Regions from separate parts of the Mus musculus genome. Here region 2 is linked to region 1. The links are chromatin loops, found by intact Hi-C in ENCODE. Cell type or tissue: left cerebral cortex. All regions are shown on one strand. Region 1 holds the start of Ech1 (enoyl coenzyme A hydratase 1, peroxisomal). Region 2 overlaps Actn4 (actinin alpha 4).

Region 1 (2,500 bases):
GGGACCTCGCTGCTAAAGGGCGGTGGCCGCGGTGGCTTCGGTGCCCTTGACCAACATGGCGAACGTTCGTGCCCGCCCCCTAAGTTTTTCTTCGGGAGTAAGTCGCACAGCTCCGGAGCTCCAGAAATGGCTACCGCGATGACAGTTTCCAGTAAACTCCGCGGCCTGCTGATGCAGCGTGAGTTACCCCTTAATCCGTGGGGGCTCGTTTTTGTGTCGTCTTGTTATAGCGGCGATAAGACGGGAAGTCTGCCTGGGTCGCTTTAAACTCAGGAGTCCTTTTGTAATTTAAAATGAAATTATAATTTTTTAGGTCTGTCTTTCAACCTGAATTCTTTGTCCCCAATCTTGGGTCATTTCCACAAACAAGGGTCTAATGTAGTCTCAGACTGAAACTTGGTTTTTCGAGACAGGATTTCTCTGTGTAGGCCTGGCTATCCTGGAACTCTCTGCAGACTAGGCTGGCCTCGATCTGAGATCGGACTGCTTCTGCCTTCCAAATGCTGCCTCCCAACCACCTCCTGGCTTGCATACCCTAATCTTAAAAGTTATGTCTGGTCATGCCAGCGCCCCTAAAGAGCATATACTGTTAAAATGTCCCCATTCTAGGCTCTCAAAGTCTCTTCCTTGTCTCCCCAGAGCTGAGAGGTACCAGCCAGCTGTACTTCAACATCAGCCTTCGATCTCTGAGCTCCTCTGCACAAGAGGCCTCCAAGAGAGCCCCCGAGGAAGTCTCAGACCACAACTATGAGTCTATTCAAGTCACAAGTGCCCAGAAGCATGTTCTCCACGTGCAGCTAAACCGGCCAGAGAAGAGGAATGCCATGAACAGGGCTTTCTGGAGGTCTGGCCTGCAAGCCCACAAGCCTATCTGCTAGAGGAGACAGAGGTGGGCAGGGACAGGGGCTTCCCACTCCAGATATAACCCTTTACTTCTTATGCCTCTGCAGGGAGTTGGTGGAATGCTTCCAAAAGATATCCAAAGACTCGGACTGCCGGGCTGTTGTAGTCTCCGGTGCAGGAAAGATGTTCACTTCAGGTACTTGTCTGCCTGCTGGCGCCTCTCCCCCTGCTGGGGCAGCCATGCTAGCAGTTTTCTTTGCTGATTTTGTCACTTACTCTTTTTTTTTTTCCCTCCCCTGGCTGGCCTGGAACTCTCTATTTAGACTAGGCTACTCTAGAAGTTGAAGTAATCCTCCTGCCTCAGCTTCCTAAATGTTGATGCTGGGATTGTAAACATGACTCAATGCTTTGGCCTCCTTTTGTTTCTAGAAGGAAACAAAAATACTGGGCCGGTGGCATGTGCCCTTAGTCCCAGCACTGGAGTGGCAGAGGCCAGTGGCTCTCTGGGAGTTCACGGCCATCCTGGATGACAGAGCCAGATCTAGGACAGCCAGGGCTGCACGGAGGAATCCTGTCTAGAAAAACCAAAAAGAAAAAGTTACTTTTATTTTTGTGTGCGCGTGCATGCACACGTGTGCAAAAGTTAGATGACGGCTTTTGGAAGCTGGTTCTATCCTTCCCCATGATCAAGTGGACCTGGATGCTGGTCCTGCTCGCCTGCAAGCCTTCAAACTCCTTTTCCTGCTGAGCCATCTTGCTGGCTCCATAGTGGTTCTCAATGAAAGTTTTTATTTTTATTTATTTATTTTTTAAAGACTTATGATTATATAATAATATGTAACATAAGATCCCCCTAGGGCTGGTGAGATGGCTCAGTGGGTAAGAGCACCCGACTGCTCTTCCAAAGGTCCGGAGTTCAAATCCCAGCAACCACATGGTGGCTCACAACCATCTGTAACAAGATCTGATGCCCTCTTCTGGTGTGTCTGAAGACAGCTACAGTGTACTTACATATAATAAATAAATAAATCTTTAAAAAAAAAAAAAAAAAAAAATCCCCCTAGGGCTGGACTAACAGGTTGGGTGTGATCAATTTGACAGTGTTGGCTCACAACCATCTGTAATGAAATCTCATGCCTTCTTCTGGTGCATCTGAAGACAGCTACAGTGTACTTAGATATAATAATAAATAAATCTTTTTTAAAAAGTATATAGGTTCTTAACTGTTGAGCTACGCCATTAGTCCTCAGTGGGTTTTTGTTTGGTTGGTTTTCTGAGACAGGGTTTCTCTGTGTAGCCTTGGCTATCTCGGAACTTGATCTGTAGACCAAGTTCAGGCTGGCCTGGAACACAGAGATCTGTCTGCCTCTGCCTCCTGGGCACTGGGATTTAACAGCTTGCACCACCATGCCCAGCTTTTTTTTTTTTTCTTTTTTTTTTTTTTTCAGTCTAATTTAAAACATTCACCCGTGTGTGGGTGTGTGTACTCAGGAGTTGGCTCAAAGCCCAGAATTCCCTCCCTACCACAAATTCAAGCATAGAAATTAGCTCAACAGAACCTGCTAGGATCCTGAAGTTGGATTAACCGCAGTAGATCTGTAACCTTGAATGAGGCTCTGGACCTTTCAAAACCTACAGGGGTGTCTAGCCAAGGGTG
Region 2 (2,500 bases), 75 kb after region 1:
CACAACGTAGCAAAGACCAGCTACAATCTTATTACAAAATTATTCTAAAGCTAGATGTGGTGACCCATGTCTTTGATCCCAGTACTGAGGGGTAGAGGATCAAGTCTGAGGCTAGCCTGGTCTACACAGAAAAACCCTGTCTTTGGAAAAAAACAAAACAAAACATCTAGCTGTACTATTTTATTGCTGCTGCTAATCTCTGATGTGGCTGGTGTATAAGTTAAGCTTTGTGACAGGCACAGACAATGACAGAGGAGACGCAGGTACATGCACTCTGTCTCCCTCTGAAGCATGCACACACTGCACCCTGGCACTTGCTTGGCTGACTTGAGAAATGCTGGGCCGATAAATGTAACATTCTTGTTGGTTAGGCATGGACTCCAGAGAGTTCTGTGATACTGCTGTATACCCAACAATGGGATGGCACCCAGGTAGCCTCCTTTCCTTCCTCTGGGGCCATGTCTAGAATTTTGTTTCTGGGGCTGCCTGACCTTGCCTCAGGGGAACAGGCCTCATGAGGCTGGGACCTAGTATCTGAAGAGTAGCCTAGCCCAGCTCTCCAAGTCTTTATTTCAGGGGCATCTCACCTGTCACTCATATGTAAGTGCTACTTGCATTTCTTTCCTTGGTTTGGACGAGCAGGTCTCTGGAGGGTAACCCCAAGGTACCAAAGTTATTGGTCACAAAAACCTCTGGTATGCAAATGTGCAAACTGTGGCCAACTGTAGTGGGAAGCAGGAAGAAACTAGCCCTGTTTCTGTGGTCCCACTGGCAAGGGTGGGAAGGCCTTGCAGAATTGCTCAAGTTTGGGGTGAATAGTGGGTGGGGGTGTCTGCGGAAAGAGCAGCTCCAGCCAAGGATCTTATTTTGGGAGCTCCCTTCAGGGCCTGTGGATTTTCCATGATGTAATGGACCAGGCCTCCCATTCCCTGGCCCCGCCTTGTTGCTGGCCACTGTAATAAGGGCCCCATTCATTGGCTCTTGAGGTGCAGTGTACTAACTGTGTGCACAAATTTATGTGACTGGGCAGGGGAAGAGAGGGACACTGGCTGCCTGGAAACCCTTACAGTGACTGTATTCTGAGCAGGAGGGACAGGAGCAGGCAGAACAACAGGCTCACTGTACAGCACTCCCCACACAGGGTGGCAGGCTGGGGAGACAGGCACCCTTAGAATCTGAGGTCATGCCTGTGCTGGAGAACCTAGGTCCCTTCTGCCTGTTGGTGCTGGGACAGCATGGGCAGAAGCCTTCATTCTGTAAGGCTCTCCCGGTGTTTAGGAGGAGCCAGGGTTGAGAGCTGGGGACAGAACCAAGCTCGCCGCTGATGATGCCATAGGGGCACACGTACTTGAGCTCCTGAGCAATTGCAGCAATCTGCTCCACTCGGTCCTGGTGTGCAGCCAGGTCACTTTCAAAGGCCTCATGTTTTCGGATCAGAGCTTTGATGTCTGACAGGGTGGCTGTCTCGTAGTCCCGTTGCTTCAGCATGGCCTCCTTCCCTACAGGTGTGGCAGAGGCACCGTAACAGTCAAAGAGCTGTCTGACAGGCCGAGGTGCAGCAGAATGGACATTTGTTACCGCAGAGGATGGAGCCTAGTACTGGAACCTTCCTCCTTGCCCTTGGGGAAACTCCAAGCCCATTTATGTTTTGTGCAGTTCTGTACAGACTTACTGATACTTGGTGTTTACGGGCCTGAGACAGATATCACAGTGTAACTACTATGCTCTAAATAGTATCTCTTACTGGTAAGAGAACCAGGATAGAAGGGTTGATACCAAGGCCGAAAAGTTACAGACACCCATTTGTGGACATGGTGACTGAGAGAAGCCTTGGGCTTTTAGCCAGGCCTATGGGGATCAGGAAAGGGACAAGCCTGGAGTCTGGGCCCAGGAGCTGTGCCTGCGCCAGCTTTTTAGAGCCAGTTCTCCTGGGTGGTGGTCCTAACCCAGTCTTGTCGCCCCACCCGCTTTCTTGGCACAGTGGGTGGGGCTGTCCAAACCCTTTGAAGGAAGGGAGAAACACTGTTATTAGTCCTGGAGCCGGGCTAATTACATGCCCAGAGCAAAAGCCCAAGCAGCCTACTAGTAAGTTAAGGGACGACAGGCTACTTACTGAGGGAAATGCCAGCCAGGATGGCAGTCAGGCCTCCACTTTTTCCCTCAAGGAGCCCTGTTTCCAATGGCCTCTGGGCTTACCCTCAGATCAGCCCCCAGAACACCTGGGGCAAACAGTTGGCACCCCTTGGCCAATCTCCCCTTTGTAAAACAGTGCCAGCAACAACATCTATGCGGCCTTGCCCATCCTGAATTTTAGCAAGATGATGGTTAAGAATGGAAAGAGTTGCTGCCACCCCCACTCAGCCACTCCCAGCCTCATCTGCCTAGCAACTGCCAGCCACCCTCAGGCCAGGGCTGGCACCAGGAGGCGAGAGGTGGACTTGGAAAACAGACTCCATAGGCCTACCACCCCCGCCCCAGGCTGGAGGGCTTAACCACAAGG

Evidence for each region. A loop is a pair of places that touch in the nucleus more often than their neighbours do. Peaks named below come from ENCODE experiments on the same cell type or tissue, not always from the same donor. Only the 100,000 strongest peaks of a DNase experiment are listed, where the experiment ranks them.
Region 2: it touches region 1 in a loop (3-fold over the local background); 3 of 42 quality-filtered maps call a loop at or near these places.

The regions. Positions count from the first base shown.
Region 1 is chr7:28,825,235-28,827,734 of GRCm38, forward strand. Ech1 (enoyl coenzyme A hydratase 1, peroxisomal) reads left to right here and starts at 104. Exons shown (of 10, transcript NM_016772.1): 1 at 104-178; 2 at 640-844; 3 at 951-1,039. The coding sequence starts at 127. In left cerebral cortex, a CTCF peak has its summit at 1,090; DNase peaks (open chromatin) are centred at 32, 527, 784, 972 and 1 more place; H3K4me3 peaks cover 1,096 bases; H3K27ac peaks cover 1,417 bases.
Region 2 is chr7:28,900,529-28,903,028 of GRCm38, forward strand. It overlaps Actn4 (actinin alpha 4), which reads right to left. Exons shown (of 21, transcript NM_021895.3): 12 at 1,349-1,499. Among named protein-coding and RNA genes, the nearest start is that of Gm44700, 13 kb to the left of the region's middle. In left cerebral cortex, no CTCF peak of the experiment used is centred here; DNase peaks (open chromatin) are centred at 963 and 2,473; H3K27ac peaks cover 2,500 bases.